3 separate regions of the Homo sapiens genome follow, and regions 1 and 2 are each linked to region 3. Evidence: chromatin contacts called from ENCODE Hi-C or POLR2A ChIA-PET data. All regions are on one chromosome and are shown on one strand. Each heading gives the region's core, a stretch centred on a gene start or an enhancer-like site at or near the end of the contact. The rest is flanking DNA. Distances are from core to core; before and after follow the strand shown.

The links. A loop is a pair of places that touch in the nucleus more often than their neighbours do. ChIA-PET counts read pairs that join two places held with the same protein, here RNA polymerase II (POLR2A). Pooled maps may share reads with other maps.
Region 1: a loop to region 3 is called in a map of left ventricle myocardium superior, with 4 times the contacts of the local background. The contact joins two enhancer-like sites. A Hi-C loop is called at or near these places in 4 of 168 maps with a recorded cell type or tissue (head of caudate nucleus, heart right ventricle, left ventricle myocardium superior and 1 more) and 1 of 50 pooled maps.
Region 2: a pooled map shows a loop between it and region 3 (2.7-fold over the local background). The contact joins the promoter of WFDC10A here to the enhancer-like site in region 3. A Hi-C loop is called at or near these places in 1 of 50 pooled maps. POLR2A ChIA-PET finds 5 or more read pairs at or near these places in 2 of 52 experiments (WTC11 and activated CD4-positive, alpha-beta T cell).

The regions. Positions count from the first base shown.
Region 1 is chr20:44,988,148-44,992,662 of GRCh38, forward strand. All of the region lies in intron 5 of STK4 (serine/threonine kinase 4), which reads left to right. Among named protein-coding and RNA genes, the nearest start is that of STK4, 24 kb to the left of the region's middle. Within about 2 kb of position 2,569, at least 7 of the 41 ENCODE cell types and tissues checked have a DNase peak (open chromatin) inside an H3K27ac peak, as active enhancers do.
Region 2 is chr20:45,627,989-45,632,343 of GRCh38, forward strand. WFDC10A (WAP four-disulfide core domain 10A) reads left to right here and starts at 1,751. Exons shown (of 2, transcript NM_080753.3): 1 at 1,751-1,916; 2 at 2,882-3,208. The coding sequence starts at 1,826. The coding sequence ends at 3,030. WFDC9 (WAP four-disulfide core domain 9) reads right to left here and starts at 3,296. Exons shown (of 5, transcript NM_147198.4): 1 at 3,215-3,296.
Region 3 is chr20:45,290,932-45,295,259 of GRCh38, forward strand. It overlaps MATN4 (matrilin 4), which reads right to left. Exons shown (of 10, transcript NM_001393530.1): 9 at 2,977-3,084; 10 at 2,519-2,894. The coding sequence ends at 2,836. Among named protein-coding and RNA genes, the nearest start is that of RBPJL, 14 kb to the right of the region's middle. RefSeq lists a silencer at 2,897-2,956. Within about 2 kb of position 2,665, at least 15 of the 41 ENCODE cell types and tissues checked have a DNase peak (open chromatin) inside an H3K27ac peak, as active enhancers do.

The sequences.
Region 1 (4,515 bases), core at 1,319-3,818, 300 kb before region 3:
ACAATATTACCTAAACCACAGTCTTAGTCAGGAAACCAAATTGAAAAAATACACCCTCTGATGGTCTATAAAATAATATAATATTGGCCGGGTGCAGTGGCTTATGCCTGTAATCCCAGCGCTTTGGGAGGCTAAGGTGGGAGGATCACTTGAGGTTAGGAGTTCGAGACCAGCCTGGCCAACATGGTGAAACCCCATCTCCACTAAAAATACAAACATTAGCCGGACATGGTAGCGCACGCCTGTAATCTCAGCTACTTGGGAGGCTGAACCTGGGAGATTGCGCCATTGCACTCTGCACTCCAGCCTGGGCAACAGAGTGAGACCCCATCTCAAAAAAAAAATGTGTATGTATGTATGTGTGTGTGTATATATATGTGTGTGTGTATATATATATATATATATATATATATATATATATGTATCCATTCCATTTACTAATTTTAGTAATTGATTGATTACCCAATAATGACTTACAGTGTTCTTATTGCTATAATGCCTGCCTTGGCAGAATTTTTCTCCCCTTTTAATATGTACAATTCAGTGTTTAGTATATTCACAAAATTGTGCAGCTATTGCCAATGTCTAATTCCAGAACATTTTCATCATCCTCAAAATAAACTGTACCCTTTAGCTGTTAGTCCCCATTCTCTTCCCAGCCCTTGACAACCACTAATCTACTTTCTGTCACTATAGATTTGCATATTCTGAATATTTCATATAAATAGAATCATACATAATGTGCCCTTTTGTTTCTGGCTTCTTTTGTTTAACATAATGTTTTTGAGTTCATCCATGTTGTAACATGCATCAATTCTTCATTCCTTTTTATTGCTCAGTAATATTCCATTGTGGCTGTAACACATTTTGTTTACTTATTCATTAGTTGAATATTTAGATTGTTTCTGCTTTTTGGCTGTTAGGAATAATGCTACTGTGAAATTTGTGTACAGGTTTTTATGTGAACCGTTGTTTTCATGTGATACACAGAGTTGCTGGATCACATGGTAACTCTGTGTTTAATTTTTTAAGGAACTGCCAAACTGTTTTCCAAAGTGGCTCACCATTTTGTGTTCCCTGCTGATGTATGAGAATTCCAACTTCTCTGCATCCTCGCCAACATTTTCTTTTTTGTGTTTTTGATTATAACCATCCTAGTGAGTATGAGGCAGTATCTCTTTGTGGTCTTGATTTGCATTTTACTAATGACTAGTGATGTCGACTGTCATTTTTTCTGCTTATTGGACATTCGGGTATCTTTGGGAAAATGTCTATTTAAATCTTTTGCCCATTTTTAATTGGGTTATTTACCTTGTTATTGTTGAATTAAGAGTTCTTTATATATTTTAGATATAAGTCTCTTATGTACATGATTTGCAAATATTTTCTCTCATTCTGTGGGTTGTCTTGAAGGTGTCCTTTGAAATACAAAATTTTTAAATTTTGGTCGTGTCCAGTTTCTTTTTTCTTTTGTTGCTTGTGCTTCTGGTGTCACATCTAAGAAATCATTAGCTAATGCAGGGTCATGGAGATTTACTCCTATGATTTCTTTGAAGTGTTTAATGGTTCTAGCTCTTATGTTTAGATCTGTAATCTGTTTTGAGTTAGTTTTCATGGTGTGAGATAGGCATCCAATTTCATTCTTTTATATGTTGATATGTAGTTGTTCCAACATTTGTTGAAAAGACTGTTTTTTCTTTGTTGAAATGTATGAGTTTATTTCTATGCCTTCAATTCTATTCCATTGACCTATATGTCTGTCCTTGCACCAGTTCTGTGCTGTCTTGATTACTGTAAGTTTGAAGTAATTTTTGAAGTTGGTTAAGTGTGAGTGTTCCAACTTTGTCCTTCTATTTCAAGATTGTTTTGGCTATTCTGGGTCCCTTGTATTTCCACATAAATTTTAGGATCAGCTTGTCAATTTCTGCAGAAAAGGCCGTTGGGATTTTGGTAGACATTATTTTGAATCGTAAATCAGCTTGAAAATACTGCCATTTTGGCAATATTGTCTTCCGATCTATGAATATAAGCTGTCTTTCCATTTATTTAGATTTTCTTTAATTCTTTTAGCAATGTTTTATAATTTGCAGTGTACAAGTTTTGCATGTATTTGGTTAAATTCATTCCTAAGTAGTTTGTACTTTTTGATACTATTTTAAATGGATTTGCCTTATTTTCAGATTGTTCATTGCTAGTGTAACATACAATTGATTTTTGTATATTATCTTGTGTCCTGGCACCTTGCTGGACTTTTTTTTTTTTAAATTAACTGTGAACATGTATGTTGTTTTGTTAAAAAAAATGAGATTTTTTTTCCTTCACTAAAATAAACTGAAACTGTAGTACAAGATGATCTGACTTGGCTGTTTGGTTGTGAAACCTCCAGTACTACTAAGTTTAGGCCCCTCTCCGGTCTCTTGTCTAGAGGCTGTAGGCCTTGTTGGCAGCTTTCTGGGAAGTGGTGGTGGTGGTGGCAGTGGGGATTGTTAACATGTTAATGCTCATTTAATGTTCCTGATTCACAACACCACCCACACTCTCTATAGTCTAGAGATCCTCGGTTTCACTCCCCAGAGAGTACACCTCCAGTCTAATGCCAGGGTGGGGCGAGGGAAGCCCACTAGTTGCTTGATGGGAGAGGAAGGTTTAGGGTGCTTAGCTGCTTCTTAACTCTTTCAACCCAGGCTTCCTATTTGGATGTCCGTTTTCACCCCTCTTTTCTCTGCCTGATGCCACCAATTTCTAAGTCTTTTGGAGGGGTTGGTGTTAAAATCAGGTTGTTTCCTAGTTTTCCTGGCGACTGACTGAGGATTCCATCTGATAGTCTGTTCAGTTAGTTACTATTGGGCCATCTGCTCTCCAGCTTTTAAAATTCTGTGGCTGTAGTTATTTTCCCCTTTGTTTTTTTATTCTTGTAGATTTATTCTTAAAAAACAATCCTTTTAGTATCTTTTTGAGTGAGTTTTGAGAGATAGTGAAAGTAAAATGTATTTGCTCAAGCTGTCATCTTTACCCAAGACTCTGTAATATTATTTCTGGTGGCAACATGGGTATTTCATTGTATGGATATAGCATGATTTATTTAACTCTTTCCCTACAGTTGGATGTTGGGTGCCCATTAAGGTTGCTTAGAGTTTTCCCACCACTATAAACATAAACTCTGTGATTAACATTCTTGCAACTAAATTTTTCAGCATTTCCTTGAGTAAATCCTTAGGATAATTTATTTACATTGGAATCTAGGTCAGAAAATATGTGAATGTATATTGGCAAAGTGCTTTTGATGCATAGTGCTGAATTTCTTCTAGAAGTGAACAGTTTCAGTTTCCAACTTCAGTATATAAATGTGCTCTTTTCCCCTCATATTTGCTAATGCTGAATGGGCAGCAACTTGTATCTTCCCTGCTATTTCTCAAAGCAGTTGACATATTTTTGCATTTAATTATTGGCCATTTATAAAAATTCGTTTGTAAATGTTCATTTTTGTGTCAGTTTTCCTAATTGAATGTTGTACTTTTTTTTTTTGTTTTTGGGAGACAGGGTCTTGCTCTGTCACCCAGCCTGGAGTGCAGTGGCACAATCACGGCTCACTGCAGCCTCAACCACCAGGCTTAGGTGATACCCCCACTTTTGGCCTCTTGGGTAGCTGGGACTACAGACGCACACCACCACCCCCAGCTAATTTTTAGTAGTTTTTGTAGAGACATAGTTTCACCATGTTGACCAGGCTGGTCTCAAACTCCTGAGCTCAAGCAATCTGCCCCCCTTGGCGTGCCAAAGTGCTGGGATTACAGGTTTGAGCCATTGTGCCTGGCTGAGTGTTGCATCTTTTAAATAAATCTTATTAAAAAAGATAAACTAAAAAAATTTATGTTAAAATTGTTACTCCTATTTTGTATATGCTGAAATATCTTCTAGTTTACTAGTTGTCTTTTAATTTTGATTATGGCTTTTTAAAAAAATACTACATAAGTTTCCAAATTTTATATAGAAAAATCCATCTACCTTTTATCTTATGGTTTCTATCTTTGATGTCATGCTTAAAAAATCCTTTTCTCCTTAACATTATAGAATGGTTAATCTATGTTTTTTTTATTTTTTATTATTTTATTTTATTTTATTTTTTTTTGAGACAAGGTCTTGCCCTGGCACCCAGGCTGGAGTACAGTGGCATGATCATGGCTCATTGTGGTGTCAAACTCCTGGGCTCAAGCAATCCTCTTGCTTCAGGCTCCCAAGTAGCTAGGACTACAGGTGTGTGCCACTTCGCCCAGTTAAAATTTTAACATTTTTTATAGAGATAGGCTCTCCCTATTTTACCCAGGCTGGTCCGGAACTCCTGCCTCTGCCTCCCAAAGTATTGGGATTAGAGGTATAAGCCAGCACACCTGCTCTGTTGCTCAGGCTGGAGTGCAGTGGCATGATCATAGTTCACTGTAATCTTGAACTTCTGGGCTCAAGTGATCCTCCCACCTTAGCCTCCCAAGTAGCTAGGACTACAGGCATGTGCCACCA
Region 2 (4,355 bases), core at 501-3,000, 340 kb after region 3:
ATTAATCATAATGTTCAAATTACCCATCTCTTTACTAAATTTACTACTCTATCAATAATTTGAATGTATAAAGTATAGACCTTCTATATACCCATAAATCTTTCCCCTTATAAATGTCAGTACTTGAGCCTGCCACAATGTTGACTAGACTGCTTTAACAGAAAGCCTCCATCACATAATAACTGAAATACAATATACTTTTTATTTCTTGCTCAAATAATAATTCAAAATGAGTATTCTAAAACAATGGGTATCCTTTTTTCATGTGATAAAAGAAGTCAAGGACCCAGGCTCCTTTCACCTTTTGGCTTCACTAGGCTCTAGAACCTTGTTGTCATCTATACTGAGCTGGTGGAAAAGAAAAAGAGTGTGAAAGAGACTTGCCATCTTCTTAGGGTCTTGACCTAGTAGTGACAAGTCTGTTAGCCAAAATATTTACATTGTGGCACTGGCTGCAAGATGCTTGGGTAAGGAAAATGCAGCTTCTATTTGAGATGATGATTCTCCTCTATATAACCCCTCTTTGCTAGGATAGTTATGACAGTGTCCAGTCTCTAAATTGTTCATTTATGAGTGGACAAAAAGAAAAACTAGGAAAGAGAGAGCCTTTGGGAAGGGTCAAATACCACTCTGTAAACTATAGGTACAAATATCAGAATTTTTGAATTATAAAGGATATCGCAAAGGATACAGAGGAAGGTGCATAAGGTGAGATATGGGGGAAAGGCTAGAGAGCTTCCTTTGAATGTAAATTACAACTGTGGACTGAAGGAGTCTGCATTAGGAGTTCAGAATGTCAGAAAGAGGTTCAAATCTTTAGAAGATTATCATCATCAGAGGAAGAGGGTGATCTTCTTCCCAGCTTGCATGCCTACTGGGAGTCCAGTGACCCTAGGTTGTCCCCTCTTTCTCCTGTTAGGGAAGAAGAAACATCTTCACTTCTGAGAGTTCATTTCCTTCATGATATTCAAGGTCAGTGACCACCTCCTCCTGGACAGCCTGCCAAGCCTTTGACTGATAGGTCTCTCCCCCTGTCTGAGCTCTAAGATATTTACTATGTTTCTCCACTAGCCCTTCTGTCCCATGCCCTACAATAGTCTCTCTTTCTGTGTGTTTATGTGTGTTTAAATTTGTATATGTATATCTGTGTATGTGTTTATATACATTTATATATGAAACAGCTACTTACTCTTTCACTCAGGAATTCTAGCTCTCTTAGTCTAAAGAAATCAAAGATTTATAAATAAAAATAATATGACATTCTCTAGATTATTAGTAATTAGTACAATACAAATACTTGATTATTAGCATTTGAGAGCTGTGCAATTATGAAAATCCACATTTTGAGAAATACTTACATGATTAAATAAGGGTGGCAAAAATAGATAACAAAAGTTGTTTATATTAAAAGGATTGTTTATATTAAATATGGAGAGAAACTAAAAGATAATGCAATGAAACATCAGTTAATTCTAAGCAACTCTTTTTAACAATATATTTTTTCTTTTCTTTTTTCCATAAAACATTTTGTAATTAGAAAGCAGAAATAAATGATATCTTTCATTCTATCGGCAAGAACACAAGACTGGTTATGTGAAAGGAGGAGGCGTCATTCCTGCGGAAGCCCTATCCCACATGACGAACGACAAGGCCAGGGGCAAGCAAAAAGAGGAAGGACTCTCTTGCTCTGCTCCGACTTGGCCAGTAGAGGCAGTGAGGAGCTAAAGATCATTCCTTCTTTCCTTCCTTCACTCTCCGTAGACAGCTCTGCAGGGAAGTCTGTGACAACCTGGCCAGACATAGGGCTCACGATCTGATCAGAGTCATGGCACCCCAGACTCTGCTGCCTGTCCTGGTTCTCTGTGTGCTGCTGCTGCAGGCCCAGGGAGGATACCGTGACAAGAAGAGGATGCAGAGTAGGTGATGGGCTGCTGGATGGGTGAGGGGGAATTGGGTAGGGGGAATGGAGGGCCTGTGTCCAGTCTGAGTAGGACCTAGGAGTTGGAAACTCTCTGCATATCCAGCTCTGACCACAATGTTGTGTAGACTCTGGACTGTCCCTAAACCATGGCCCTCCAGCCCCTTAGCTGGCCCTGGGAATAGTAATGGGAATGAAGAAGAAACCTGCATATTTTGCTGTTCCTTCTCAATACTTAGAGAGAAATGGCACATCCCATAGTGAAAGGCGCACCAGGGCTGAGAATCCAGTGGGGAAAGCAAGACAATTATTATTTGATTTATGCACATTTGTGAGGAGTAAAGATTCAGAAGTGGTTATGACGGTAGGTGTAGGTGTAGAATGGGTATAAGTGTAGGGAAATAGGACATAAGACAAGCAAAAGTTGGGGTACACAGAGCCAAGTTAAGGTTATCATCAAAGGGGCAAGGAGAGTGGTGGTGGAAAGGGAACTAAAGAAGGGGCAGGAAGACTAGAGACAGTGACAGTGAGCAGAAGAGAGGGAGAGACAAGAGGCATGTTGATCCTCATCTCTGAATTCTACTATTCAGAGACTAGGAGAGAGTTTGAAAGATGTCTCATGCTTCTTTGAGCTCTCAGGATCAGACTGTAGATTCTTTGGTGGTGACTTCACCAAGGCCATGACTAGTAAGGGAGATGGAGTTCTGATTGCTGGTGTGTGGAGAAGGTCCAGGAAGCCCAGGCATTGTGGTCTAATGGGGTAAGGTGTACAGTGGAGAGACAGGATTTAAAATATGACCAATCACTAGGATTTGGTGATGGGCAGGAAGGTAGTTCTATGAAGAAGGAATCCAGGAGTATCATGACTGAGACCTGGGTTCAAGGGTCTTGGAGGAGGCTTCAGCTTGAGAAAAATGTTCTCTAGGAAACTGCGTTTATTTACCGTTCTATTCTCCTTGTCAGAAACACAGCTATCCCCAGAAATCAAAGTCTGCCAGCAGCAGCCTAAACTATATCTATGCAAACACTTATGTGAATCTCACCGAGATTGTCAAGCAAATAACATATGCTGTTCTACCTACTGTGGGAATGTTTGCATGAGCATCCTGTGAGTGGGAGAGTGGGCTGGGATGTGCATCCTGCTTCCCAACTCCTCTATCCAAGACTGTGCCCACATCCGAAGCACAAGGACCTCAAGTCACCAGCATAAGAACATCAACAGGAATGCCGCCCTCTCTACTGTCTGAACCCCTTGTCCCTGTCAAATAAACCAGAACAAATGCCCAGGGATCCTACCTCTTTTGCTGCCACTACAGATGATCATTGAGAGCTCACTGTGGCCCCTACAGATGCCCCACTTGTCTTGCGTCCTGGTGTTCAATTTCTCTCCCTGGCTATGCTTCTCTACCCTCCCTCTCCCTCTTTGGCCCACGTATCCCTGCCAGCCCTCAGGATGCCCAGCCCCTTGCTGTTTTGCTCACTGAACCAGTACTCCCAGGGGGAGGAACTGCTCATGTGCAGCATCTCCTGATGCTAAGGAGAACATTTCTCACCCTGGAGTCAGAAGGACCCATTAAGCATGAGATGGGTGGCAGTTAGAACCCGAGATAAAGAGTGGGAGGCCCCCAAGCACTGCTTTGGTCTCCTTAGCCTTGGTGCACCGCCATCCTATGCTCCCCAATCTCTCTGTAAGGTTCAGATTACTGTCTATCATTAGGATAATGAGTCCCAGGAAGTCCAGCAAGCCCAAGGCCACAAGAGAGTGAGAGGATATGATGTGACTGGAAGAGGGTGTTTCCTCTAGGATCACTTTTTCCTCACTTCTCTCCATTACCTGAGACCAGAGGCATCCTAGTGAGAGTGAGTGCCTGCACCAACCCCAAAGCTCCTCCTATCCAGCACCCACCAATATGGCTACTCCTCTGATGGGACCCATTTTGGGCCTCAGGATCTGACACTCCAGCACCTTCCATTAACTGAATAGTCCTTATCTTTCCCAAGCCCTCTTCCTTAGGGGCTGGTTCATTCTCTTTTCTTTAGATCAAGAGGAACACTAAGGGATGTGGAACAGGTGGTTCATGCTGCTGTTGCTAAGGAGTAATTGGCACAGAGTGGCTATGGGTCTTCCCTGTCATCCTACTGTGAGTTGGTGGAAATTAATCAGTGTGGTACAGAATCTCCCACTCTGCAATCGCAACTCCTCTGAAATGATCCTGGGGCTAGATCCAGGGTTGGGTCACATGTAGCTAACTGGGACATGAAGCCAAATGTGAAGAGGTTTCAGGAGGATAGGCCATGCCCAGAGGCAGGTGTGCAGTGTTATGCTCCAGTCTAGTGCTTCTTGCTGGGCCATTCAATGAAAGAGACATCAGAGAAGAAAACTTCCTTCATCAGACCAGAGGCTGTGAGCCACCTCTGAGGCATCACCGGGCTCTGG
Region 3 (4,328 bases), core at 1,415-3,914:
AGAAGCAGCTTGTAGACTTCGGTGGTGGGGCTGCCAGAGTCGGGGAATTAAGGGAGGACAGGCTCTGCAGCCCAAGTGCCAGATGCCAACGGCCTGCGAAGGCTCTAGGACCCAGCTCCAAATCAGTGCTCCCGGCGCCATCCAGTGGCCATTAGGGAGATTGCAAGAGAAAAAAGCATGAGAAAAGAAACCCCAGAGAAGCCAGTGCCTGCCAACTCCAGGGAAGAGGAAGGAAGGAGCCTGGCCTTTGCCCTCAGTGCCCCCTATCAGTTGACTACCCTGCTCCAGTTTGACCTCCCCACTAGGCTTCTTCCTGGTGCAACTGATGTTTTCTCTCTGTGTGACCTTGGGCAGGCAACTCTGGCCTCTAGGCCTCAGTTTCCCCAACTGTAAAATGAATGGTAAGGCAAGGTGAGGTCACATGCCAAGTCCATAGGTCTTTAGCTCATCTGATCCTCATGGCCAGGTAAGATGATCATTCCCATCCCCCCATACTCCAGTCCCTCCTGACCACGCATAGTTCAAGCTTCACTCACCTGTAAAGTCTTCCATGGCCTCCTGCGGAAATTCCAGCCACCGTTTAAGGATCACCTCTCCAGGATTTCTCCCTCCTCTCATCTGAAGTTCCCTCTTTCTGCAACAGTCAGGTGGACCTCAGCCCTTCTAGCCCGGAGCTTCCTCAGCTCAAGAGTTTTTCTCAATCATCAGTTTCTCCCTCTTCACCAAGCCTAGCAAGGTGCCCGGCACAGAGTACTTAAGAGCAGCTGCTCTGAAGTCAGTCAGCCTGGCTTCAAGCCCCATGTGGTAGGCAGAATGGCCTTCCCCACAAAGATGTACACATTTTAATCCCCGGCACCTGTGATTTCACCTCACACGACAAAAGGGACTTTGCAGATGTGGTTAAGATAGAGAGCTTGAGGCTGGGCGCGGTGGCTCACGCCTGTAATCCCAACACTTTGGGAGGCTGAGGCAGGCGGATCACCTGAGGTCGGAAGTTCAAGTCCAGCCTGACCAACATGGAGAAACTCTGTTTCTACTAAAAATACAAAAAATTAGCTGGGAGTGGTGGCATACACCTGTAATCCCAGCTACTCAGGAGGCTGAGGCAGGAGAATCGCTTGAACCCAGGAGGCGGAGGTTGCAGTGAGCCGAGATCGCACCATTGCACTCCAGCCTGGGCAACAAGAGCAAAAACTCCATCTCAAAAAAAAAAAAAGATAGCTTGAGATGGGATTATCTTTGATTATCAAGGTCATGCCAATATAAACAGAAGGGTCCTTATAAGACAGAGACGGGAAGGTCAGAGTCAGAGAAAGAGATGTGCTGATGGAAACTGAGTCTGAAGTGATGTAGGGCCATGACCCAAGGAATTCAGGTAGCCTCTAGAAGCTGGAAAAGGCCAGGAAACAAAAGCCTCTAGAAGGAATAAAGCCTTGCCAACACATCTTAGACTTCTGACCTAAAAACTGTAAGGTAATAAATGTGTGTTGCTAGCCACTCAATTTGTGGTAACTTATTAGAGCAGCCATAGGAAACATCCTGGTTCAGCTTCGTACTGGTTATGTTACTGTTGGAAACTTAACCTTTCTGTGTCTCAGTGTCCTCATCTGTAAAATGGGGATGATAAAGGCAATAATTCTTATTTCACTGGTTCCAAGTATAAAATGAAAATACCTGCAAATCAGTTACAATAATGCCCAACACTAAATATGTTAGCTGTTACTATAAGAACAGTTAATAGCTACCATTAATTGAGGGATAGGTACAAGGCACATGCCTTAGAAGAATGTCCTTGATTCTCCCCATCACGCTTGGGGGTAACAATTCCAGTCTCCACTTTGCAGATGAGGAAACAAACACAAAATAATTTTCCCCAAATCACTCTAGGACTGGAAGCATTTTAAACTTCGTTGTTTCTTACATGCACTCGGGAAATGGTACTGGTTTGTGTTCTTTGCTGATAGAGGTGTTTTGGGAGGGGTTGATAAGATGACAGAAGGAAGGCCACAGGCTGGACAGACAGGGGTCCTAGCTGATACCTCCTTCTCTTCCTACCTAGTGCAGGAGAGAGTTAAAATCGGTCAAAGCTCATCTATCCACTCCCACCCCATCCATTTAGGGGTTCAATTACTGCCTCTCACTTTCCCACCAACGCCACCCCCGCACCCCTTACCAGCGCTCAGTACTAGCAGCTTTTGAGCCAGATTTGGGGGCATCATGGGATAGGCGTGGCCGGGAGCGAAGCGTTCAGTCCGCTGGGGAATGGAGTGGCGCAGACTTACTCAGACCCCAAGGATTCCTGTTGAGCCCCCTCCCTTCCCGCAGCCTGCATAAGGAGCCATCTGTTCTCGGCTGAATAAACAAGCAGGGGGAAGCAGCGCCGGGTCTCCTGCCCCCGAGCCCGACCCCCGCACAATGCGCCTTTCTCCAAGGAGACGCCGCCCGGGCGCCGCCACAGCACGCTCCGTCTGGCTTCCCCTCCCCCAGGCGGCGCAGCAAGACCCAAAAACGGACCCCGTGGAAATCAGTTTTTTTTATTTTTTTAAGAACACAAACAAGAAATCCAACAAAGAACTGAGCGCAGCACGCGGCGAGGGCGTGCCGGTCTAGCACGTGCCCCTTCCCTCACCACCCGCTATCCCCCTGACGCCGCAGTCCGCCTAATGGTCCGGGCGAGGCCAACTCAGCTCAATGCCGGAAGCCCGCCAGCGCCTCCGCCCCGACAGCCCAAGCCGGACGGGCCCAGGTTCTGCCTGGCCCCGGCGCACCGATGGCGCGCAAGGGGCACCGTCCGTGGTGCCGCGCCCCAGCCCGGGTCTGGGCCGTCCGTGGCCCTCACTTCTGGTTGGCCAGCTGGTTCTCCAGATCCTCCAGGCGCGCCGTCAGCTGGGCCAGTGAGCGGTTAAGGAGGCCGTTGGGGTTCGCCGAGGTCCCTTCACTTTCCCTCCAGCCCGCGCCACCAGCCCCAAAGGATATGGTTCAGCGTCAGGCTCTCGAGCGCCCCCAGCGTGCGGCCCTGGAACTCCACGAGGCTTTCGCATTCGCATGGGCTCCGAAGCTCTGTCCCTGCGCTGATGCCCTCCTCTGCAAGCCGGACACAGAGGGTCAGGGGGATGAGAAATTGCCCTAGCTTTGGCCCTCTGATTTCCCTGCACTGGGCCTATGGTTGAGTATATGGGCTTTGGATTTAGAGAGACCTGGGCTGAGTCCCAAGCTAAGTAGCTGTGAGATACTGAAAAACTCACTAACCTTTCTAAGCTCAGTTTTCTCATCTATAAAATGGATATAATGAAAGAGTGTACGCATTAGTGGCTTCGAGGATTCATTCACCTGTGTACGTGTGTGTGTGTGTGTGTGCTCACGCACAACTTACAAGACTGTTTCTCAAACCTTAATGCTCATTGGAATCATCAGGAGAGCTTGTTAAAATATAGATTCTGCTTCAGAATGGAGAAGAAGCTCAGAAGGTACATTTCTAATAAGCTCCCAAATGATGCTGATGCTCCTGGTCTGTGGACCACACTTTGTGTAGCACTCTCCAAATAAAATTTTATGCAATGATGAAAGTGTTCTACATCTGCCCTGTCCAAAGCAGTAGCTACAAGCCACATGTGGCTGTTTAACACTTCAAATATGACTGGTGCTACTAAAGGACTAAAATGTATTTTATTTTAATCAATTGTAATTAAATAGGTACTGCCTACCTTTTTGAAAAAGCACAGATCTAGAACACTGCCTGGTTCAAGTAAATACTTTACAGCAGGGGTCCCCAATCCCCAGGCCATGGACCAGTACCAGCACATTACATGGACCAGTACCAGCCCATGGCCTGTTAGGAACTGGGCCACACAGCAGGAGGTGAGCAGCCAGCATGCAAGGGAGCTTCATCTGTATTTATAGCTGCTCCTCATTGCTCCTATTACAACCTGAGCTCCTTTCCTGTCAGATCAGTGGCATTGTTAGATTCTCATGGGAGCACAAACCCTATTGTAAACTGTGCATGTGAGGGATCTAGGTTGCAGGCTTCTTATGAAAATCTAATGCCTGATGATCTGTCACTGTCTCCCATCACCCACGGATGGCACCATCTAGCTGCAGGAAAACAAGCTGAGGGCTCCCACTGATTATACATTATGGTGAGTTGTATAATTATTTCATTGTATATTACAATGTAATAATAGAAATAAAGTGCACAATAAATGTAATGTGCTTGAACCATCCCAAAACCATTCTCCCCACCACCATCATGGAAATATTGTCTTCCGTAAAACCACTGCCTGGTGCCAAAAAGGTTGGAAACCACTGCTTTATAGTGTATTTCAACTAGA